2 separate regions of the Mus musculus genome follow, and region 2 is linked to region 1. The links are chromatin loops, found by intact Hi-C in ENCODE. Cell type or tissue: left cerebral cortex. All regions are shown on one strand. Each heading gives the region's core, and the rest is flanking DNA. Links, peaks and the distances in the headings are about the cores only.

The links. A loop is a pair of places that touch in the nucleus more often than their neighbours do. Peaks named below come from ENCODE experiments on the same cell type or tissue, not always from the same donor. Only the 100,000 strongest peaks of a DNase experiment are listed, where the experiment ranks them.
Region 2: it touches region 1 in a loop (2.9-fold over the local background); 9 of 42 quality-filtered maps call a loop at or near these places.

The regions. Positions count from the first base shown.
Region 1 is chr4:127,237,472-127,250,251 of GRCm38, forward strand. Smim12 (small integral membrane protein 12) reads left to right here and starts at 6,313. Exons shown (of 2, transcript NM_030252.2): 1 at 6,313-6,427; 2 at 9,432-10,338. The coding sequence starts at 9,437. The coding sequence ends at 9,715. In left cerebral cortex, for the core only: CTCF peaks have their summits at 4,720 (motif pointing left) and 6,197 (motif pointing right); DNase peaks (open chromatin) are centred at 4,360, 6,258 and 6,755; H3K4me3 peaks cover 1,178 bases; H3K27ac peaks cover 663 bases.
Region 2 is chr4:127,036,515-127,049,294 of GRCm38, forward strand. It overlaps Zmym1 (zinc finger, MYM domain containing 1), which reads right to left. Exons shown (of 8, transcript NM_026670.5): 8 at 10,580-12,780. The coding sequence ends at 11,128. It also overlaps a transcript of Sfpq not described here. Among named protein-coding and RNA genes, the nearest start is that of Zmym1, 18 kb to the right of the region's middle. In left cerebral cortex, for the core only: CTCF peaks have their summits at 3,549 and 4,353 (motif pointing right); no DNase peak of the experiment used is centred there.

The DNA.
Region 1 (12,780 bases), core at 3,116-11,115:
AAACTCCAGATTCGCACTGCCATTTTCTCTGATGCTTCCTGTGGGTGGACACTTCGCAGGAGTTATAAAGGACACAACTTCACTGAGAAACTTAAAGGAGGCACTCCTAGGTTTTTGAATGCCTCCTGAGGGTCTGCCAAGGGACCAGTGCCTCAGAGAGAAAGGGCTTATGAAGCTCAAGGAGGCGTAAGTGGGCTCTCCAGAGTCACAAAGCTAGAAGTAGTGGGCCCAGTCAGGTCCGAGGCCAATTCATGACGTCTTTTTAGATCTGTGATGTTTCCAATTTAGAAGGAGTTTGACAACAGCCCCCTCCCCCTCCCCCCCAAAAGCCCTTTTTATAGTCCCTTCCGGTTGATGTCTTACCCTGAGGCAAGAGGAGAACAGCCTTGGTATTGGCTGATGTTTGGGGCCACACTGGACCAGACAATTCTTACTTATTTGTTCAGCAAATGTTAGTCTCTGGCAGGCACCACGGAGGTATCTTATTAAAATTGTGTGTGTGTGTGTGTGTGTGTGTGCGCGTGCGCGCACGCCAGCGGTCAATAGTGTGTGTCTTTGGTCATTCTCCAGCTTGGTTTTTGAGGTTCAGGCTTACAGTTTGTCTTTTCTGCTCTAATAGCTGCCACCAACCCCCAGGCGTCCTTCTATCTTTGCCTCCTCAGTACAGAGATTACAGGCATCCACTTCCGTGCCATGTTTCTAATGTGTGGCTTCTGGGGATCCACATTTGGGTCCGCATTTTTATAATCACTTTACCTACTATCCTTACCCACTTTACCCAGCTCTTAGTTTCTGTTTTTGTTTTGTTTTTGTTTTGTTTTTTGAGATAGGGTTTGTGTAGCCGTGACTGTCCTGGAACTTGCTCTGTAGACCACTCTGACCTCAAAATGATAGAGACCCTCCTGTCTCTGACTCATGAGTCCTGAGATTAAAGGCATGCCCCCTTTTACATTTTAATTTTATGTGCATGGATGTTTGCCTGTATACATGTCTGTGTGTGACATGTGTTACCTCGGAATTCAGAAGAAAGCTTAGGTCCTCTGGAAGAAGACTTTGGACGGTTGGAGCTGCATGTGGCTACTGTTGTGAGCTGCCAGGTGGGGCCTGGGGATTGAACCTGGGGCTTCTGGAAGAGAGGCCCATGCTCTTAACTGCTGAGCCATCTCTCCAGCCCCCTCCAATGGGCTTTAAACAACACTGCAGGTGATTCTGACCCCCAACCAAGTGTGGGAACATTTGGACGTTGTCTATCTTCTTTAAAAAAATTTTTATTTATTTTATTTACATGAGTACACTGTAGCTGTCTTCAGACACTCCAGAAGAGAGACATCAGATCCCATTATAGATGATTGTGAGCCACCATGTGATTGCTGGGATTTGAACTCAGGACCTCTGTAAGAGTAGTCAGTGCTCTTAACCACTGAGCCATCTCTCCAGCCCCACTGTCTGTTTTCTACTGGGTTTCCAGATGGGGCCTGGGTAACACTACTCCTCTTGAGACTGCTTTTTGTTTGTTCGGTTTTTTTAAAGTCCTGAAAATTGTAAGTTTTGAGTGATCAGAACAATTCTGTGTAGCAGATTTTGTGACTTTCCAATGAGGAGACAAACTTGGAGAGCTTAAACTCCTTATTCCTAATCCTGAAGCTAGGGCGACTCAGCCTGCATTATCCTCAGGCCACATTCCAGTGTTCAGAGGGGTCTGTGTCCCTGCTCAGAAACAGGGCTAGGTTTCCTGAAATCATGCAGTGATGTAAGTAGGCTCAAGCATGCCAGTGCCAGTAGGTCTGGTCGTCCTGCTCTGAGCGTATGCTTACAATGTCCCCAGGAGCCATCAGAGTGGCACACACCCTAGTCCCAGCACTTGGGAGGAAGAAGTAAGGAGGTCTCTGAGTTTGAGGCTAGCCTGGTCTACTTAGCAAGCTCCAGGACAGACAGAGCTACATAGAGAGATTTTTGTCTCAAAACTATCAAAATAAAATGTCCTCAGGATTGAGAATCTGGGGTGGTCTCTTGGTATTGGTCTTGTGACCTAGGAGAGATAGTCCTTGGGTACAAGTGGCTCTCCGCCTGATAGTAACCAGGCACAGGAGCAGAAAGCTGTAGCTTGAAGAGGGACCTGGTCTCAGAGGAGCTGAGCTCGTGCCATATACAGCTATAACAGAACGCTGATTCTAGGTCCTTCATAATGAACAGAGTTCTGGAGCTGGGAGGTCTTAATTCTAGATGGCAAATGCTGGGTGTGATGTCACATGTCTGTAATCTCAGCATGTGGGAAGTGGAGGCAGGAGGATCAGAAGTTTGAGGTCCTTTGTAGTTACATAGCGAATTTGAAGTTATTCTGGTATATATGAGATTCTTTCTTAAAGACAGGGTTTCATGATGTAGAGCAGGCTAGCCTTGAACTCACATTGATTCTACCCACCCCTGCCTCCCAAGTGGTAGGATTAAAGGCATGTAAGACACCATGTTCAGTGAGACTGTCTTTTGTTTTTCTTTTTCGAGACAGGGTTTCTCTGTGTAGCCCTGGCTGTCCTGGAACTCACTTTGTAGACCAGGCTGGCCTTGAACTCAGAAATCCTCCTGCCTCTGCTTCCCAAGTGCTGGGATTAAAGGCATGCATCACCACAGCGCCCCTCCAGTGAGACTGTCTTAAACAAAGCAAAACAACAAGAGCAAAAATAAATAAATAAATAAATAAATAAACCCAAACCAAATGCATGTAGCGGGGCACAATAGTGTGTACCTGTAACCCTGCCTACTTGGGAGTCTGGACAGGGGGAGCATTTGAGCCTCTTTCAGAGGCAGCCTAGCTAACATATCAAGATCCCATCTCCACAGTAAATAACTGGTAGTGCTAGTGAGTTGGTTCAGTGGTTCAGGCCACTTGTTCTTGCAGAGGATTGAGATTGGATTCCCAGCACCCACATGGCAGCTCATGGCTGTCTGTAAATCCTACTCCAGGGGCTCTGTTACCTTCTCTGGCCTCCCTGGGGACCAGGCATGCACGTGATGCACATACAGCCATGTAGGCAAAATACTCATACACACAAAATAATAAATCTTCAAAAAAGCACTAACCACCAATAAAATGACAGCAATAACAACAACTAGTTGTGGTGAGGCCTGGTTGTAATCCCAGCACTTTGGAGGCTGAGGCAAGAAGATTGCAACGAGTTCAAGGCCAGTGTAGACCACACAGCAAGACTGATTCAAAAGGGGTCCGAAGAGATGGCTCATCTGTTAATAGCACTGGCTATTCCCAGCACCTACATGATGGCTTATAACTGTCTGTAACTCCAGGTCCAGGGGATCCAATGACCTCTTCTGACCTCCATGGACACTAGGGATGCATGTGGTGCACAGACATACATGTAGGCAAAACATTCATAATTTTAAATAACATTTAAAACAACAAAGAAAATGACTATCTTGTAAAAAAAAACAAAAACAAAAACCACAAACACAAAAAGCTGCCAACACACACCTGTCATCGCAGCTGGAGGCCTGAGGATCAGATGTTCAAGGCCAGTGTGGATTGTATGAGACTCACCTGTCCTTAGAACGAACAACACACGGACCTGCACCTGGTGGTGAAGGCCTTCTTCCTGAATTCCCCCCATGCTGGAAAGCAAGCGGAAGAGGGGGAGCTGAGGGGTGACAGACAGCCTTTTGCAATCTCATCCATAGATTTGGGGTCCTTGTGGCCTGGTCACTTTTAAATATGCTCCAACCTCTTTGCATGGTTACAAAGGTAGCTAGCTTTCCTGTTTCTAACAGGAACAGATATCCATCTGCTGAACAGTGAGTTTGGGAAAGCCATGTGAACTGTCTTACTTGCATAGGAGACATGGGAGGGAGGATACCCACTTCCAGTCAAGGGACTAGTGTGGGCAAAGACTTGGAAAGATGACCGAGTTCTGAATGATTGGAGAAGAAAGCTAGAACTAGACAGGGCAGCCCAGGATGGATGGCATGGTCAGAAGGGATCAGTGGCTAAGCTGGGGACTCCATTGTTGTATTTAGATTTTAAAGGGTCCTTTGGCCAAAGGAACGGGCATGGCAGTGGGGGGCAGTTGAGGGGTGGGGAACTGCTAAGATGGTCCAGGGAAGAAATGATGGTGTTGATTTTGAGGGGCAGTTAGAAGCACAGGTGAGGTAGACTGGATCTGGGGAGTGACAAAATGGGCCAACTTGAAGATATTACTCGGAATTTTTTTCCATTTGTGAAGTAATGCCTCGGATGAACCTTGCAGAAAGAAGCAGGAATCTGGGGGAATCTTAACATGACAAGAAGGATTCATTACCAAACACTCATTGAGCAAATGCCAAGAGGTGTGGCAAGCGCTATCTGCACACTAGCGTGATTTACAACAGCAACCCTAGAGGATGTCTTAAAGGTTTTTATTCCTTTTATTTATTTGTGTGTGGGTGTATGCTCACAAGCCACAGACCCTATGGGGAGTTCAGAGGACAACTTTCAGGAGTTGAGAGTCTCCTTCAACCATGTGGGTCCTGAGGATTAAACTCAGGCCATCAGTTTGGTGGCAAATACCTTTATCTGCTGAGCCATCTGGCCAGTCCTAGGGTATTTTCTTACTGGTTTTTTTTTTTTTTAAATACAAATAGGTCTATAAGATGGTACTGTGGTTAAGGAACACACCACTCTGCAGATGAGCCTAGCTTGGTTCTCAGCATCCATGTCTGACAGCTCATAAACTCCTGTGTGTCTGACGCCCTCTTCTGACTTCCATGGGTGCCTACATTCATTGCACCCCCCCCTTACACACACATAATTAAAATCATTTTTAAAAGGTTATAAATATATTTTCTCAGATTAGCAGGCCACAGAGTCAAGATTTGAATTAATTAAACAACTAATTCCAGTGTTTGGTATTTTACTTTATTTTTAGACAGGGTCTCAGCTTGTAGTTCTGTGTGATCTGGAAGTGCTAACTGACTCCTTTAATTGATATAGGATCTTGGTGTAGAGCCAAGGCTGGTCTTGCGCCTCAGGACTTCTCAATGCTGTCATTTCCACTTTAGCTGGGGATTCTGTGCTTACCCAGGTCTGCTGGAGGGAACTTCTAGTCACTATTAAGATCCAGCTTAGGGATCTGTCCTTCCAGGGAACCTCCACTCATTCTTCTTGTATGGACGGACAGTGTCCTCTGTTATGACACTGTGTGGGTCTTCCTGTTTCTTCTCCATCCAGGAAACTACGGAGGGCAGTCCCCATTTGTATCGCCAATGTCTAGCTTGTAGAATGGCTAAATGCCAGCCTGTGTTCTAGACTGTTCTGATCTCTTCCCACAGATTCAATGCACAAGTAATCAAGGTCTGATAATCACGGTTGCTAATTTCTGGCAGCTTCTTCCTCCCCATCTTCGCTGTCAGGCTTAGCTTTGGGCTCTTTGATCTAAAAGAGGAAGAATCTCTAACTTGACAGTACAGTCTTGAAGACGCTTCCTGTGAGAGTACCCGTGACCTTGAGAAATGGCTCACTGCTAACTTAAGGGAAGCTGGGTAGACTTAAGGGAAGCTGGGTAGAGCACTCCAGGTAGATGAAAGAACATGGACACACAGGCTTCAAACGTTGATTTTTAGCATGCTATTAGTGGGAAGGAGACTGGTCAGGTTGAGAGCAGTGTGGGCAGGTTGAGAAGGCAGGACTATGGTAGTCCATTAGAGAGCTTGGGGTGTGAGGCTTTTTCTTATATGTGATAAGTATAATTCCGCTCAGGGACAGGGGAAACATGGAGGAAGGAGAGTGAGTACTTGCGATCAGAGGGTCTTGGTACTTTCAGCAATTTGTAGACTCACTAACGCTACAATCTAGTTCCCTGCGAGATGTGTGCCTGGCACAGTATTTTACAAACAAGATGTTATCTAACCCTTGCAACATCCCTGCTGAAATGGAAGGTTTTAACGCTATGCAGAAGAATTGAGGCTCAGATTAATTAATGATGTTCCCAAGGACACACAGCCTGAAAGCACAGATCCCAAGAAGATTGAAAGTACTAGGTTATTCTCTGCTACGGGAGCTTCTGGAGGTCAGGGGTTGGGTTTTCGGTTTCAGTAATATCCGACCTAGGTAAGTCTCGGAAGACACCTAATGAACTTCATTTGGATCAATGAAAGCTGACTATTCTTTTTTCTTCTTCACAAGCATGTGGCAACGTCACAGGGGAGCCTCCGAGCCGTCAGGGGGCGCTATACTATTCTGCGTTTAGTCCAACGCAGGGTCGGGTGCCTGGCTTCCTTTCTTCTGTAGCTGGCTGGAGCTCAGCCAATCGCTGCTCTCCGAGAGATGCCAGTGGGCGGGGCCTCGGGCGCGCCCCGCGGGCCACTGGGAACCTCGGCGTCCCTGTTGCTCCCGGCTAGCGGGCGCAGCGCGGGACCTGTCCGGGGTGTGCGGGCTGGACCGCAGGTGAGTTCCCAGGGCTGAGGGCACTTCGCTTCCCAGGATCGCTGGCCCCCAGTCCCACGGGAACGGCTCCTCCTAGTTGAGGGAGCGATGGTTTCCGTGACCCGCTCGGCCTCGGCCAGCTTTTGGTGGCCGAGTGTGGACTGTGGTCAGATCTCGTCCGCCTCAGGCCCCTGCAGGCCGAAGGGTGACGAAGCCACGCGTGTGGCGTGACTGGACAGGGAACAGGAGCTGATGACCCGAACCTCACTGGCGCTCCCATCCCAACTTGGCTGGCTGTCAAGGCTGATGGTTTCACCTTCTCGGACCTCCTACGACTGCTCTCATTTGGAGAGCTTCCGGTGGGCTCAGGCACTGGGACAGGTTTCCTGGCGGCCCGGTTGACCTGTACCTGGAGCCTTTGGCTGGCGCCCCTGCGTGTCGGGCTGGAAATAGGCGTTGCAGTATTTGGGAAACACTTGTGCTACTTACATTTTGATACCTTCGGGATGACTTCATGAAGTCTAGCTGCTTATGATCATATCCCTATACCCCTTTGTGAGTGCGGGTGGAAGGCTGCTGTAGTCTTCCATAAACAAAGCAACATGTTTATGCTGCCTGTCATTCATTCGACCAACAAACTTTTTTAGCTCTTTGCTAGGGAGGATAGCAAGGGTGGGAAGAGGCACAGAGCATAGGACGATCCGGACATCCTTAGTTCTTAACCTTGTGGAGCTCCAGGGTGTTTTGAGAGCTGTAGACAGGTAGGGTAGGCCCACATAGCTTACCGAAGAGAAGGTTGTGTTGTATACATGGATGACTGGAATTCGGACAAGAGCACATAGAACTTGGGCTTTCTATGTACAAGAGTAATACTCATAGACTGGTGCTTGATATGCCCGCCCTAAGACAAATTGGAAAATTGAGAGTCTCTACCCAGGAATTGTATAAAGGACTTGCACTTGGTGTGGACCTGTGATCACAAGCACTTGGCACTGGAAACAGGAGCGTCGGCAGATCAAAGTTATCCTTAGCTACTTTGAGGGTTTGAGGCCAGGCTGGGTGCCATGAGAACCTGTCTTAAAAATAAAAACAAGCCCAACGGTGGTGGCACATGTCTTTAATCTTGGCACTAAGGAGGCAGAGGCAGGCCAGTCCAGTCTCTGAGTTTGAGGCCAGCCTGGTCTACAGAAGGAATCTGAATGGCAGGGCTACACAGGGAAACCCTATCTCAAAAAACCAAAACCAGCTGACCAAACAAACCCCAAAACTTAAAACAGAAAATAGAACGAAGTACTGAGTTAAAAATAGAATGGAGGATTGAGTTTGGGGTTCTTTGGAGCTTCCCCTCTTTGTTAATGTGTACATTGTAAGGTTTCTCGGATCTCATGATATAACTTCAGAGCTCAGAAGGAAGGAAGACTTTCAGTGTAATGAAAAGCCAAGCTAATGGGGAGCTGTAGGAGGCCCTCCACACATCTAGGGTGTGAACGGACACCATGCATACATCTGCAGAGTGTTCTTTCTGCTAGAAAAAAAGCCCAGGCTTGGCCTCAGACCAGCGGGCCTGCCACTTGTATGATTTTGGCAAGCTGACACAGTGTCTTTGAGCCACTATGGCCTTGGACAAGAATCTGGGCTCCTCGTTCCTACATCATAGAGATGTGAGGGTCAGGCGATGACCAGGGGAGATATGGTAGAGCATAGGGCATGGTGTCAGGTCAAAGGAGCAGGAAGAGAAACTTGAATCTTGCTGCAGTTCTTTGCCTTTGAAGGTCCATGTGTAGTGTCAGGCCCACAAGACACCCAAGTTCCCCCAAAGAGAATAAAAGGGGGAAATGAGGAGCCTTCAAATCTTCCATGAGGTCTGGATGTCTCACCGTAGAGCCGAGAGAGAGAGAGAGAGAGAGAGAGAGAGAGAGAGAGAGAGAGAGAGAGAGAGAGGTGTTGGAGAAACAGTTATGGAAGCATAAACACGGGCAAGTGACTCCATGCTGATGACTAAGGCGAGCATGTGAACATTGGAGAACACTGTGTGTGTGAAGTGCTTAGCCCAGGGCCCAGCTTGGAATAAGCACTCAGTAGATGGTGGTAGCTTGCATTATTACATTCATTGCCAGCAGCCTTTTATGATTGTAACGGTAATTAAATAATGGTATAAATAGTAATTTAATAGTGGTAATCATTTGTGACTAAGTGGCCATTTGAGTGTGTAGGTTTGCATATTACTTTGGTGTTTCATTGCAGGAGGCCCTAGGGGCAGCTCTACAGTTTTTGTTTTTGTTTTTGTTTTTGTTTTTTTTTTACAGCATTTTCCACGGGGACTTTTTAAGTATTAGGGTTCTGGGGCATCTGGAATACTGTATTCATTTGTGATGTTTTCAGGGACTTGCTGTGTAAGCATGAGGATGTGAATGGTTGCAGGTCGTATATTTTGAAGTTGTTTTGATCAAGATTTGTTAACTATAGGTTATTATTAGGAAAGCCAAGGCCAGAATAGAGTTACAAAACAAAACAAAACCCTATCCATCTTAGGTCAGAATAGTTAGGTAATAGATCATAGTTAAATAAGGCCCTTGTGCTTTCCCCCAGGAGAAGGAACTACTTATCATCAGGGAGCCAGAATTCAGAGTGAGGCTGTGTGAAGTTTTATAGAGCAGAGAAAAGACTTCTTTTCTCTTCCTAAGATGTTGACAGATATCTGGAAGAGAGGACCTGAGGTCATACCAGGTTGGAAGAGCCATTAATTAGGCTTGGAGTTTCCTTGTGAGGGGCATATGCACACAGTAGCACTAGTTCGTAGAGGTTTTTACCCCCGTCCCCAACAGTCGAATCTTTTGCAACTTCTTAGAGTATTTCGGGGACCCAACTGTTGCACAGAGCACAGTGGCTGCTTGCTGCTCTGCAGGGTGGCTGCCCAGTTATTAGTTGCCAGGCTGCCTGGTAAGTAGAGCACCTATGTGCTGTCCGCACGTGCTAGAAGAGGAGGCACCCATGTCTCCCTAACGCTCTCTGTATTCTTCTGCAGATGTCATGTGGCCTGTGCTTTGGACCGTGGTGCGAACCTATGCCCCCTATGTCACCTTCCCTGTGGCCTTTGTGGTCGGGGCTGTGGGCTACCACCTGGAATGGTTCATCAGGGGAAAGACTCCTCAGCCTGTGGAGGAGGAGAAGAGCATCCTGGAGCGCCGAGAGGACCGAAAGCTGGATGAGATGCTAGGCAAGGACCACACTCAGGTGGTGAGCCTTAAGGACAAGCTAGAATTTGCCCCTAAAGCAGTCCTGAACAGAAACCGTCCAGAGAAGAACTAATGGAGGGCCCAGGTCCCTGTGGTGCACAGGGATATGCCATGTCCTGCCGCCATGTCGACCCAGCTTCAGAACACACATCTGATTTGCTTTGCTGCTCACTCCGGCCCCCTGAGCACCCACAGCCACTCGTGTACTGGCTGGTCCTGTATGGCTGCAGAGCGGCAGCAGTAGGGGCCAGCAATGAGGAAGACTGCGTCTGCTCAGTGGGCTCTCTCCGTGCCTGGACAGGCTTCTGATCTTACCTGGGAGCCCTGCAGGGAGGAGCCCTGGGGAATGAACCTTGGTCTCAGGCTCCCGGGGAGGGGCTTGGCCTCAACTGGGAATGGTTGGGGTTTATCGTTGCCATTAGGAGGGGCACCTCCATGTCTAGTTCTCGTTTTTGCACTGAAAAGAATTCAGGAATGTCCCTGGCTCCCTTGATGAGGCTTTCTTATTTTCCTGTGTGCATTCTTCCCTTTACTGGCTCAGGCGTGGGATTCTCAGGGGAAGGAAAGCATGCTTCTCTTGTGGGGAGCTCAGGCTGTTTACCTCGGGGCCAGCGGGGCATAAGCCTGGAAATAATCACTGTCTTCCACCCTTCCTCACTGGAGTGGGGACTCAATTAAAGTGGCACCTGGCACATACTGATGGAGTCCTGCTCTCTGGATGGGGTCTGGGTTCTCCTCGGAGTTAGTGCAGACATTTGGAGTGTGTCATCAGTATTGTCTGAGGACTTCCCAAGACAGCACAGCTCAGTGCCAGCTGAGTCTCCCAGAGATACAAGATCCCAGGAGTCTTTTTATCGTGACTACACAAGGCTGCAGCATCCCTAGGGTCTAAATCCATAGCACACACAACTCAGGGATAATTTCACATTAACAAAATCTGGCAGAGGTGAGAAGGGGTCACCCACACCCGCAGTGCTCCAGTGGCTGCTGGCAACATTTTGTTCTTTACGCTAATGTCTGTGGGTTTTTAAGTTTTGCTTCCTTTTGAAACAGCCACTGTAGCTGGCCTAGAGGTTGTTACATAGACTAGGGTGGCCTCAAATCCACAGAAGTCTGCCTGCCTCTGCCTCTCAAGAGATGAGACGGTAGGCATGTGCCCCCCTGGCCCACTGCTCTCTGTGTAGGTTTAAAAGGGGTTCCATGGATATCCTTTTATATTATTTTTGCAGATTGTTATTTCTGCCTTACCATATGGTGGTTGGCATTGTTCTCAGAGAAGAGGTTGCTGAGGTAGAACCCAGAGCCTCACACGTGTTAGACAGTCACTGTCTAACAGTTCGGATTCCTCCCTGTTTTCAAGCTCTTATTAAGAAACAGTCCTATTAGGCTGCCAGGATGTTCTTGAATTCCTGGCCCTCCTGCCTCAGCCCCCATGAGTAGCTGGGATTATAGGCTTGTGCTACCAAGCTGGATTCTATCATTGTTTGTTTCCCAGACTGTGTTTCTTTTTTTTTTTTTTTGGTTTTTTGAGACAGGGTTTCTCTGTATAGCCCTGGCTGTCCTGGAACTCACTTTGTAGACCAGGCTGGCCTCGAACTCAGAAATCTGCCTGCCTCTGCCTCCCGAGTGCTGGGATTAAAGGCGTGCGCCACCACGCCCGGCTCCAGACTGTGTTTCTAATACCTTTTATGTTTTACATCCATTGGTGTTTTGCCTGTATGTCTGTGTGAGGATGCTGTGTCCTGGAGCTGGAGTTACAGGTGTGAGCTGCCATGTGGTTGCTGGGAATTGAACCTGGGTCCTCTGGAAGAGTAGTCAGTGCTCTTAACCCCGGAGCCATCTCTCTAACCCCTCTAGCACTTCAAACAAATCTATCTATCTATCTATCTATCTATCTATCTATCTATCTATCTATCTATCTATCTATTTTGTGTGTGTGTGTGTGTGCGCGTGCGCGCATCTGTCTGCACCTTAGTGCACATGTGGAACACAGAAGACAACATTTGAGAATTGGTTCTTTGCTACTATGTGGATCCCAGGGACCAAAGTCAGGTCTTCAAGGTTGGCAAGCAGGTACCTTTACCTGCTGTAACATTTTTCAAGCCCTCTTCATTGTTTTTGTTTGTTTGTATTAATATTTGCTTGTGTGTGTGTTAGCATGTGCTGGTGCCCCCCACTGAAGCCAGAAAAGGTGTCAGTTCCCCTGGGGTTAGAGTCACAGGTGATTGTGAGCCGCTCCATTCTGGGTGCTGAGAGCTGAACTCATGTTCTCTGGAGGAGAGGAGCCTTAACCGCTGAGCCATCTCTCCAGTCCCTTTCATCGCTTTCTTTAATGGCTGCACAATTAGGTACCTACCCATCAAGTGAAGCTCTAGCAAAGGCTGATTCTCGAGTGTCCCTATGAGTTTAAATACTGCAGTGACTGTCTTATGTGTGGTTTCCTCTGCATTCCAGAGTCAGTGGGAAGAACAGCAAATTACCTTAGATGAAGTATGTCTCCATGCATAATACCAAATCTTTCCAAAAGGACTGTAGTGTGTGTTAGCCTAACTCGGCCTATTGCTGGGGAGGCTGTATGGGGAGTGACAGCAGAAGGCAAGAAGAAGCAGGTGGCTGACCCAGTGAGCAGAGAAAGCATGAATCTGCCCTCAATGAGGAAGGTGCCTCTCCTGCTTATCTCAGGAGCTGTCTCCCCAGAGGTCTGATGGATGACTTCAGGTGGAGAAGCCAGCAATGGGGTGGGTGTCCTGGGAAGAGGGCAGGTGGTGACCTGAAAGAGGAAATCCAGTTAGTAGCATCCTCTCTGTGCCTAAGGGAGTTGCTGAGCTGAGTCATCGTTGCTTTAACAGATCTTGGGGGTGGGGGTGGGGGTGGGGAGTGATAGGAGCAACTTTGTGCCACCTAAGTAAAGATGAAAAGATTGCTGATTCTGAAAGCATCATCTAAGCTGAGCTTTGGCAAGCCTCAGCTAGGCTAGTGGTGTGCTTCATTAATAGCCCGGTGGTGCCACTCTGTGGCCGTTCTAAGTACTACCAGGCCTGTGACTGCTCCACTGGACTAAACTTGAGTCAACGTTGATGCCTGCAGGGGGCAGTCAGGTGCCAAGTGAGCGAGTGGGCTAGCCAGGCTGGAAAGTAG
Region 2 (12,780 bases), core at 25-8,024, 200 kb before region 1:
AAGTAGTATTTTTTCTTAATGAACTAAAAAATATATGTTTAATTATAGGCGGAATTAGATGTTCTCAAGACAGCACACAACATGGGTCAGCTAAAAAGGAAAGCCACAAATTACTTAGACTGACAAAGACTCTAGGTAAGTGAAATGATATTCAAATTAATTTGGTGACACAATCGGGTGTCACCAAACTTGGTGTGTATGTCAATTTAAGAATTGACGAAGGGCGTCATGAAAGATGTCAGGCATACACAAGCCAAGATAGCTGAGATATTCCTGATCCAGCACTCTAACTTGAAGCTCATGCTATAAAGCTGTCACTAATTACCAGTCCTTGATTTAACATGGTGGTATTAGAGCTTAGTAAGCTACACTTGGAAGTTTTGATAAGTTGGATTAATCATATTTTTTAATTAACAGGATCAAGTGAGCTGTATCAGAAAATGAGTCAAGACGAAAGAGGAATGAATTTGACATTAATAAAGTAATTTATTTTTAAAAATTGTCTTTGTTCAAGTAGGACTCCTTTCTAGGATTTGTCTGATTGTGTGCCCAAATTTAATGGTTTTAAATTTGGTGCCCTAAACTATAACTGGGGGTGGGGCTACAAAACACCCAGTGAAGTCTTGAAAGGAAACAAACTTTCAGTGAGGCAGGCAGATCTGAGTTCCAGGCAAGTCTTGTCTGATCTGTGAAGCACCAGCACAAACAGCTAGTGAGACCCGCCTAAAAAGGGAAAAAACCACGAGAGTTCTACATCTTCCATCATGCTGCTATATGTGACCAAACAGGAAAGAACAAGACTTAAGTAGAGATTAATAAGTAAGCTTCAGAGAAAGAATTCCAACTTGGAAAAGGTTAAAGGTGCACTGCACCAGGGTTGATGACCTGAGGTGAATCCTTGGCATCCATGTGATGGAAGGGTAGAACTGAGTCCAGCAAATTGTCTTGTCTTTAAGCATACATTGCAGTGTGTGTGCACATACTAACGTAACTTGGAAAAAGGTTCAAGAGGCAAATGGGAACATTAGCTTCATGCTAGTCTACGTTGAGTCCTTATTTCAAAGCAGGTATATAAACTTGTTCTTTTAAAAACCCACAAGATGGAAGAATACACTTTTAGACCTATTAAGTTTATTTAGAAATATCAGTCACCAGCTGAACTGAAACTAGAAGAAATAAACTGCTTCAAAGCAGCAGCTAGTAAAGCTTTCCAGGTGGAGTTTTGTTGTGTGCGTGTTTGTTTTTTTGGAAACTGAGCTCCTAAGTCAGTGTTTGGTACATGAAGAAATGACTCAGTAAGAATTTTGTTTCTGTAGTGCACCCAGATGAAGTACACAGCCTCCTGTACCTCTCGGAAGTTAAAATAGGTTATTACCTGAAGTTCCTATCTCTGTAGGAGTAGACTCCCAATAACACGAAGATCCATTAAAGTGTTGGCAAGTGTCTCAGAGTTTTACTGCCGTAAACAGACACCATGACCAAGGCAACTGTTTTTGGTTTTGGTTTTTTCGAGACAGGGTTTCTCTGTGTAGCCCTGCCTGTCCTGGAACTCTGTAGACCAGGCTGGCCTCGAACTCAGAAATCCTCCTGCCTCTGCCTCCCGAGTGCTGGGATTAAAGGCATGCTCCACCACTGCTCGGCTCATCCAAGGACATTTAATTGGGGCTGGTTTATAGGTTCAGTCCATTATCAAGGCAGGAATATGGCAGTGACCTGGCAGGTGTGGTACAGATGGAGCTGAGAGTTCTACATCTTCCATCTGCTACATGAAGACTGGCTTCCAGGCAGCACGTGTCTTAAGCTCACACACACCCTCAGTGACACACTTTAACAGGGCCACTCCTAATATACAAAACCATGACAGGAAGTCTATTAAAAATGAACTTGATATACTGCTGGTTTAACAGTTGTGTGGCCACTTAAAACATTGCTGGAATTTACAAAATCACAATTGTAGTGAAATGCTGGCACACTAGAACCAAATCTGCCTTATCCTAGATACGAGCCCTAATGACCACAAGCCTAAATATGAGTATTCAATTGACAGTCCTGTCTTGGCATAAATTCTCAACACAGGTCATGTGTATGTACATGAAATTTGACCAGGATGGACAAATGAGCACTGAGGGGAATAGATGACTAGTGAACACAACAGAAAGCAATGCAGACTTGTATAAAGGTGTGTGCCTTTAATTCCAGCATCTGGGAGGCAGAGGATGGTGGATCTACTTCTATGATAGGATTAGAGATTTAGAAGATTAGTGCAATGACCCTTTATTTTTGAACTTGGTTCTGTACTGTGAATAAAAGTACCCATACCTGAAGCTAGACTGCTTAGCAAGACCTCGAAAAGCACACAGAAAAGGTAAAATTGTGTCCCAGTTGGACTCTTCTTAGAGGGTCACTAGGAGTGATAGTGATAGTCCACCCCTTGATTCCTGGACCCATGAATCCTGGCTATGGGTGAAACTGTACCATATATGGAGCGCTGATTCAAAGCGTATACTGCCTTCTGAAGAACTCTGCCCCAGCCTTCCAAGCTGTTACCACCTAACTTGGACTCTTCAATTCCAATCTTTAGGTGCCTCATCTGACCATCTTATCCTTGGCACTCCAGTTATACTTTCTCTTGCACTCAACAGGAAGCCACATTTACAAGTCAACTGAAGGTGGTAAGCCTTGGAGGCACAGCAGCACCACTTATTTCATGTATATAAGTACATTGTAGGTGTATTCAGACACACTTGACTTTACAGATGGTTGTGAGCCACTATGTGGTTGCTGGGACTTGAACTCAGAACCTCAGGACAGTGTTCCTAGCTGCTGAACCATCTCTCCAGCTGTGGTTTCTATTGGAATAAAACAGCTAAAAGCAGCTTGGGGAGGAAAGTTTATTTCTAGGTTGCAGTTTTGCAGCACAATCCATCATATAAAGAACCCGGTAGGAATCAAAACTGAAGAAACCAGGAAGCAGTAGCTGATGTGGAGGCCATGGGGGGCTTGTTTCTGGCATACTCAGCCAGTTTTATAGTACCCAGGACCATCAGCCAGGGATGGCACCTCCCAAAGTGAGTGGCGCCCTTGAACATCAGTCAGAACGCACTTCGGATTGCTTGACAGGCAATCTGGTTGGCAGCATTTTCTTTGTTCATTATCATTTTTATTTTATTTTATTTTATTTTATTTTTTTTTGAGACAGGGTTTCTCTGTAGCCCTGGCTGTCCTGGAACTCCGTAGACCAGGCTGAAATCTGCCTGCCTCCAAGTTCTGTCTTCACAAAATTGTTAACTGTGTTTTAGTTCCTATAATCAAGAAGAACTGGCAATGGTTTTGAGATTCATTTACCCAACTAGCCAAGGCTGAAGGCTGGCCTTGCACATGTTCTCATCCTTTGAAACAGATGTGTCTTGTTTCCTTTGAGGCTGGTAAGACAGGAAGACTGAAGTATGTTCTATTTTGAAGCTCTGATAATGGTGAGGGAGAACTTAGGTCTTTCTCATTTAAATTTTTCATTTTGTTTGTGTGTCTGTGTACTGTAGTTATGTCATCTGCCACATGTGGGTGCTAGAAATCAAAGAGCAACAAATGCTTTTTTTTCATACAGATATTTTGACAATTTGAATTCTTATATTTTTAAAATATTATTTACCTTACATCCTGATCTCATCTCCCCTTCCTCCTTTCCTTCCAGACCCGTGCCCACCCACCTTCTCCAATCTCCCCCACCCTTTTCAGAGGAGGGAGCCCTGTCACCACCCCCACTACCACCCATGGTACCAATCCATGGCACATCAAGTCTAAGGACTAAGTCAGGCTAAGCTCATCCTCTCCAATTGAGGCCAGACATGGCAGCCCAGCTAGAAGAAAGTGATCCATCCAAAGGCAGGCAACAAGAGTCAGAGACAGCTTGCCCCTCGTCCCACCCCCACTCAAGCCGCACATCTACCACACATATGTAGGGGGTTCAGTAGGTGCTCTTAACCCATCACTCCCCAGAGTAGCTACCGTTTTTATTTATTAAAATATGCTCTCTTTTAAAAACCTATAATATTTAGGGTGTGGTGATGCATGCCTTTAATCCCAGCACTTGGGTAGCAGAGACAGGTGGATCTCTGAGAGTTCAAAGTCAGCCTAGACTACATAGTTTCAGGAGGGCAGAAGTAGTCACCGTTTTTCAGGGAGTGGATTACAATTGCGAGCAACCATGAGGGTACTCTGAATTGAACCTCTGGAAGAACAGCTAGACTTCTTACCTACTGAGCCTTTTCTCCAGCCCTAAACTACTTTTGAAAAGGATGAAAAAAACCATTGAATCTTCCAGCCCTATTTTTTTTTTAAAGATTTATTTATTTATTATATGTAAGTACACTGTAGCTGTCCTCAGATAGTCCAGAAGAGGGCATCAGATCTCGTTAACGGATGGTTGAGCCACCATGTGGTTGCTGGGATTTGAACTCGGGACCTTTGGAAGAGCAGTCGGCGCTCTTAACCACTGAGCCATCTCGCCAGCCCCCCTATTTTTTTTCTCTTAATTATAAGATTCATTGCATTCATAATACACAGAGGGAATACACGACCTATTCTTTGAGGTTGAGTCTTGCAATCACCTTAACTGCAAAGCCACAGTCCCACCCTCACCACTTTAATACGTTACATGATTACTCTATCTTCTTGACTTGTGGATTTGGTTTTTTTCTGGTTTTTTTTTTTTTTTTTAAGATTTATATATGTGAGTACACTGTAGCTGTCTTTAGATACACTAGAAGAGGGTGTCAGAACCCATTACAGATGGTTGTGAGTCACCATGTGGTTGCTGGGAATTGAACTTGGGACTTTTCACTCTTAACCTCTGAGCCATCTCTCCAGCCCATGTTTTATGTTTTCTAAGTCAGGGTTTCTCTGAATAACCCTGACTGTACTGAAACTTAAGGCCCGTGTCACCACTTCCCAGTTGCTGCTTTTTGTTTTGTTTTAGAAGATTTAAAGGTATTTTGTCGGGATGGAGAGATGGCTCAGCAGTTACGAGCAATGACTGTTCTTCCAGATGAACCAGGTTCAATTTACAGAACCACATGGCAGCTCACAATGTCTGTAATTCCAGTTCCAGGGCATGTGATTCACTATAGCAGACACAAATGCAGACAGAACATTAGTGTACACAAAGTAATTAAAAATACTTTAAATGTGAAAATTTTTATTGTGGAGAACCTGAATTGAACTTAGGGTAGTGTCCTTTCTTAATTTTTGTTTTTTTAAGACCGGTTTCTCTTTGTAGCCCTAGATCTCACTATGTAACCAAGGTGTCCTCAAATTTGTAGAAGTTTCCAGTGATCTTTGCAGTCAACAGCTATTACTACAAATAAGATTTACAAATCTTGTCCCAACCAGATTTAAGGAGGGTCAAAGAACATTTTGGTATTTTTATTGTTTAAAAGATGGAATTTTTTATTTACTTGTTTGTTTGCTTGTTTAGGGTCTCACTGGCTTACCTGAAACTATTAAAGCCAGGTTGGCCTCCAACTCAATAGATCTGCCTGCCTCTGCTTTCCAAGTCTGGAATAAAATGTGTGAGCTACCTTGCCCAGATCTTTCTTTACACAGCCACACAGATACATAAATACAATAACTCTTTAAAAAAACAACCAAGGGAGTCTGAAGAGAAGACTCAGTGGGTAAAAGTATTAGCTGTTCTTCCTCAGGACCTAGTTTAGAGTTTCAGTGCCTCCATGGCAGTTAACAATCCTTAACTCAGGTCCCAGGGATCTGATTCCCAATTCTGGCCACTGTGGGCACTGAATAAACATTTTGCAGAGACATTCATGACACACACATAAGATAAAAATAAGTAAAAGGGTGAGCCTAGCCTTTAGTAGCAGAACCATCTTTCCAGGTCAAATAAATATATTTATTAAATGTATTAAAAACAACCAGGGTGCTTATATATTCTAGAGTTCCAGGACAGCCAGGGCTATACAGAGAAACCCCGTCTCGAAAAACAAAAATAAATAAATACCTCCTCCAGCACCAGACATACATAGAGATAAAATACCCATATATACAAAATAAAGGGTTTCTCTGTGTAGCCCTGGCTGTCCTGGAGCTCACTCTGTAGACCAGGCTGGCCTCAAACTCAAAGATCTGTCTGCCTCTGCTTCCTTGAGCTGGGATTACAGGCGTGTGCCACCACTGCCTGGTGTAGGTGTTCTTGGTTTCTATGGGTTGATAAGGAAAGAGTCAGTCGAGGGTAAATTAAGGCCTTGCAGGGAGCGGTAGGTAGCCTCTGTGGACTGACTCTCAAACAGCTATGCAATAGCATATTTACTGATTGTGGCACCAATCCCTCATACCAAAACCTCTAATCTAATCCATGTTTCCAGAAGGAGACGATCACACCCATGAAATCTATTTAGTCTTTACTGTGCAGAGTGCAGTACTCAATATGTCTTCACAGAATATGTTTTATCTCTTGTTAAGAGGATATAAATGCTTTGAAAATCATTCAGTAACACAGTTGATTCCCAAAGCTGACTGTGCCAAAATCAGCAGTGGAACTTTAGGAACTGGTTTCATGATCTTTGCCCCAAAGTGACCTACTCAGAATCCCAAGGGTGAGACACTGACATCTACCTGACGGTTTGCCAGCTTTGAGTACAGCTGTATTCTTTTAACCAAAAAACTGACTTTCATCTCAAGACTTATTTTGCTAATACTTTAACTTAATACTTTAATACCTAGTGAAGGGAGAGGGCAACATGTAGGTTGTAATAAAAGTAGATCTTAGAATGTGCTCAATAAATATAAAAGTTATACACTCAGTAAATGCTTTCCTTTTTTTTTTTATTTATGAGTACACTGTAGCTGTTTTCACACACACACACACACACACACACACACACACACACACACACACACACCCCAAAAGAGGGCATCAGATTGCATTGCAGATGGTTGTGAGCCACCATGTGGTTGCTGGGAATTGAACTCAGGAGACCTCTGGAAGAACAGTCAGTGCTCTTAACCACTGAGCCATCTCTCCAGTCCCTTTTTTCTTTTCTTTTTCCCTGTCTTTAATTTTGCAGTTCTGAGGCCTGATCCAGAGCTGTGTGCATGCTAAGCAAGTGAGCTCTGCCCCCAGCTACGTTTTTGCACTATTTTAATTTTATGAATAAAAAGTAGAAATTCAAGAAGCGGAAGTGAGTAGGTTGGTGAGCTGGGGGAGGGGTGATGATGGTATAGGGGGTTTTCGCAGGGGAAATCAGGAAGGGCGATAACATTTGAATGGAAATAAAGAAAATATCTAATTTAAAAAAATAGAAATGCAGGCACCTTAAAGATGGCTCAGTTGATAAAGAATTTTACTACTGAGCTGGAGAGATGGCTCAGTGGTTAAGATTAGTGGCTGCTCTTCCAGAGGTCCTGAGTTCAATTCCCAGCAATCACATGGTGGCTCACAACCATCTGTAATAGGATCCGATGGCCTCTTCTAGTGTGTCTGAAGATAAGCTAAGCATAATCATATACACAAAATAAACAAATCTTAAAAAGAGACTGTGAGATATAAAGGTGTATATGCTACTATTTTAACTTTGCTACTATTCACAACGACCTGAGTTTGATTCTGTAAGAGAACTACATTACCGCCACCCTCCAACATACAAATCATTTAAAAGGCTAGGACTGGTGGGACACATCTTTAATCCCAGCACCCCAGAGGCAGAGACAGGTGGATCTCTGTGAGTTTAAGGCCAGCAAAAGTCTACATAGACCCCTTCCTGCCCAAAAGGGCCTAAAAAGTAGTTTCTTTGATTGAGCATGTGGTTAATACACACACACTCACACTTTCCTGAGTTTGGATAGATGTCCCTCAGTTTAGGAACAACTTACATCCCAATAAACCAATCCACCAGAAAACGCCGAGTTGAGAAACAGCACAGCGTAGCAACACAGGCACCAAGGTGAGTGCAGGGACATTCAGTCTGATCCTTGTGACTGACTGGGAGCCTGTTTTATGTTTCTCCACCTCCCAAGATCTCCCAAGCAGATCTTTGAGTTCAAGGCCAGCCAGGGCTACACAGAGAAGCCCCGTCTTGAAAAACCAAACCACCAACATCAAAAAAGATAAGCTTGTAAGTCCCTCACAAATCAGAAGCAGCAAAATAGAAAGGATGCTTTCATTCAACATGATGGTGAAGACAAGACCCTTCTGACTTACACATGGCACAAGAAGAATATATTGATGTATTTACAGACAGGGTCTATGTGGTTCTGGCTATCTGGGCACGAACCCTGTAGATCAGCACAGCCTCCTACTCACAGAGATCCACCTTGCTCTGCCTCCAAGTGCTGGGCTTATCATACCATCCGTGGACCACCTGTTTTATATCTTACTTTGATCTTTACTAGTTGGGTGCTTTGTAACCATTTAAAGGAGTAAATTTAATGATTTATTTTTATTTGGTGTTTTGCCTTCATGTGTGTGAATGTAAGGGTACTGGATCCTCAGGAACTGGAGTTGTAGGCCATTGTGAGCTGCCATGTAGGTGCTAGGACTTGAACCAAGGGTTCTCTGGAAGAGTAGCCTTAACTACTTAACGACTACACAATCTCTTGAGCACCCAATAACCTACTTCTTAGGCTATTGAGAGCACTAATGTAACTTGCAAAGTACTAAGTTACATAATAGGTACTTGACAAAGATAGCTGTTCTAATTTCCAGAAGGGGTGTGAGACATCTACCAAATTTGGGGGCTTAGGGGCAAAATCCATCAATCTTGATTGTCGGACAAGATGGAAATTAATCAAAACTAAAAACTATGCTGGGTGTGGTGGTGCACACCTTTAATCCCAGCATGCCCAGGCTCTGCCCAAGATGACATCAGAGTCTCCTACCTGCCTACTGAAGACAGTCACTTCTTGGCTGCTTTCAGATCAAGAATATACAACTCTTGGCTCCTCCAGGACCAAGTCTGCCTGCATGCTGCTATGCTTTCCACCATGATGATAACAGACCAAACTTCCGAAACTGTAAGCCAGCCCCAGTGTTTGCCTTTCTAAGAGTTCCTTGGGTCACAGTGTCTCATCAGAGGAAATAAAACCCTAACACTGTGGAAGAGGAAGCTGATTTCAGAGAAAAGGTCATGGCTTAAAGAACTTAACAAAAATCAAACAGTTAAAAAAAAAAAAGGAATAAACAAGGTCAACTATTTCCAACAAGCAGCTAGAGTTCAGACTAGAGGGAGTGACAGTAACAACTGTGGGACAATGTAGAACAAAGGCAGACATGCTGGCGGGAGTGTAAAACTATGCCTGGAGGCTACCTGAAGTAGAAGAGGCACAAGACCTCAAGCCCTACATGTTATCCTAGAAAAGACTTCTGTTTTCTGTTTTGGTGGAGACATGATTTGTGTAGCCTTGGCCGTCCTGGAACTAGCTCTGTACATCAGGCTGGTCTCAGAATTACAGAGATCCATCTGCCCTTGCTTCCCAAGTACTGGGACTAAAGGTATAATTCTATCTAGACGCATGCTGAGGACTGTTTCCTCTAGTGTAAGAAATGTACACAATGGCCTAGCTCTGCTAGCCTATCCCTAACTTCCCCACCATGGCAGGTACCGATCCTAGAGTCCCAAGTGGTAGAGCCCCTTCCTGCATGTTGGAGTCCCAGGATCCCCACACCTGAAGACAGCCTTGTCCCTGACTGCTCACCACTCCTGCTGGACTCAGTTTCACTGCACAGCTAAGGATAGCTAGGACTTTTACCTTTTCCAAATCCATGCAGGTCTGTGAACCTAGGGTGCATTATGCCCGAGAGTGAGGGTTGGGTGGTTAGCAACAGAGCAAGACACTTCTGGCAGAGGCCATAGGGAATCCAAGTGAAGTTTGGCACAAACTAGGCTGTGGTGTAATAAAGGCCCAGTCAATGAAGATGGGACTAACCAGACAACTGAAGAACCAATACGTTTTGTCCACATCATGTCCACCCTGAGGACACAGAGGCTGGAGAAGGACTTGCTGGCACAAGTGCAGTTCAGCAGATGAGATCTAAGGGAAATGGAGACAGACCATGGAGCAAGTCTAGGGGCTTGTGGCTCCCGTGGAATTGATTCTAGTCTTGGAGGCGCTACTCTGTGTGCAGCCCAGAGGGAATGCCACCTGCACCAGGTCCCCTCTATAAAGGCATGAGGGCTGGACTCCCTCTGCTCTGGCTTTTGGCTTCTTCTGGAGAATAAGGACAGCACAACTAAGTGACTACTGGGAGCCCAGAATTCAGCTGACGCTCTGAGCCGCCTTAGTTGGGGGCTGAGAACCTGAAATGACTTCCTTGCTTCTGAATGGTCAGGTGCCACCTGCTTAACCCCTGTCTTTATTCTTTCAACAAGGCAGGTAGCTGAGAACCAAAGCTCAATCAGCCTTGCTAAACTCCCTACTTCCTTTATCTTTTTCCTCTCGGAATGAGCTGATGCAGTTGTTAAGAGAAAAACCACTACCTGGTCCACCTACTCTGTATTTCAAACCTTAACCTCACAGCCACTCTGCATCTCTCTGCTGGTAGCAGAGTTAGTTAGGCCTCTAATTTTTTGCTTCTGTAGAACTATTCTCTTCCCAGCAATGGTTTTTAGTTAAAATTTTATTTAACAATGCACACGGTCACTAGCAGCTATGATGGTATTACAGGACTTCCTTGGCACTGGGAATTGAATCTGGGCCTTATGCATTCTAGGGACGTTAAGTATGTTACCAATGAGTCACAGTCCTGGAGGAAAGTGTGCCGCTGTGCCAGGCTTACTAGATTTCTATATTAGAAAAAACTATGTTCAATTGACTCTAGGCTCCTAATTCTCTGCTATACCTCCAGCACATATCATACTATCTGGCATATAGTAGTTGCTCAGTAAATGTATTAAATGTAGATGTGCCTACGACACAATACGTCAACTGGAATACTTTAAAGGAGAAGAGTCAGGTAAGAGGGTCAATCAGTCTCAAGAGCTTACAAATTCAAGACTAGCCTAGGCTACAGAGCAAGATCCCTATCTGTCTCAAAGAACCTCCAACAAACAAAACTTCATTAGGATTCTAATAAAACCACAGAATTCTTTTAATTAAGCTCAAAGTTGCAAGTTTGTCTCACGTATCTTTCATTTGACTAATGAACTTTTCGACAATTCCCCCCAGTCTTTCAGGTTCCATCAGTTTATTTACCAGTTCCTGCTCAACAGCTATCAGAGCCAGGCTACTAAGTTTCTCTTGTCCCATGGTACGAAGTAAGTATGTTTTAAGATGAGACAGCGTGGAAAATGACTTCTCATTATTTGCTGAAGTAATTGGCCAAGATAAAGCAATATGCAACAGCTTCGTGATACAAGGAATATTATTGTGGAGAGCATGCTGAATAAACAAAGAGCCTAGGTCAATGAAGCTTAAGGACCCATCCTCTGCGATGAAGTTGAAACCTGCATACTGCCGGTAAAATCGGAGCTCGGGAATGATGTCTGCATCAAGCTTATAGAATTCCTGGATGTGCTTGGCTGTTGCTTCATTTAATGGCTCATTCCACTTAAGTAACAGCTCTGAAATTTGTTTCATTTTACAATAGTCAAACTCTGAAAAATATAACTTTAAATGTTTTAATACCGTGTCCAGACCTTGGTAGTAAATATTAAATTTATATTGTTCATCTGCTGAAGTAGGAAAAAACATATGCTCTGAGTTGCCAGGATCTACTGTTCTTTGAACTTTTCTTCTTTTTTGAAAAGAGGGTTTCTCAACATCAAAACCCTTACTGGTTATCTTTTTACATATTTCATCTGCTCCATCCCAGATATTTTTAAAGTATGTATCATTCCTTTCAGAAGATAAACATTCCAAAATTGCTTCTATTTTTGAAAACAAAGAAAAGATGTCAACAGTTTCACTTTGAAACTCTCTAGAAAGAATCCCTGTGATACTGAGTACTCGATAAAGAAATTTCAAACAAAATATAAATTCAAACTTGGTAACCATGGCCAACAGGTCCTCCAGCTCGGCAGCCACAGCTGTGCCTGCGCACCGGCGTGACACTGACGCCAGCACCTCAACGACCTCCGGAAGGCAGTCCGTCACGGCCAGCAGCAAATGGTCGTGGGCTGGCCAACACGACTGTGACGTGTGTTTCTTACAAGTTTTATTTAGACTTAGCTTACACATGGTTTGCAAACTTGCCAACATTTCTTCAGACACATGAACTGTGTTGAACAAAGAGCAGAGAGTGTGTAGTGCCTCGCGGAGCTCCTTCACCTCCTTACAGAAGCTAATCACCGCTAACTCCAAAAAATGGGCGTGACAATGCACATAGAGAGCTCTTGGCTCTTCCTTCTTGAATTCTGCTACAACTTCATTCAATTTTACCGTAAAATTTGTGGCACTATCATAGGCTTGGCCACATATTTTATTAAAATCAACTCCAACCTGCTGCAGGTAAGCTTTGATCCGCCCATGCACGTGGACCCCAGTCACCTCCTCGGCAGTCACAAACCCCAGGAACCTTTCCTTAACCAAGACAGCACTTGGCGTCTTTTGTGGGTACCTCACACACACGGAAAGCTGTCTCTCAGCGGCACTACCAGCTATCTCCTCGCAGATTATTGAAAAGGCTGAGGAGGCGTTGATCTCACTCACGATGTCTTGCAACATTTCATCCTTTATCATTTCAATAATCTCCTCCTGGACAAGCGTGCTGCTATAGAAGTCCACGTGGGAACTCATGAGCTGAAATACCTCTCCTCTATCTCTTGCTCTAAG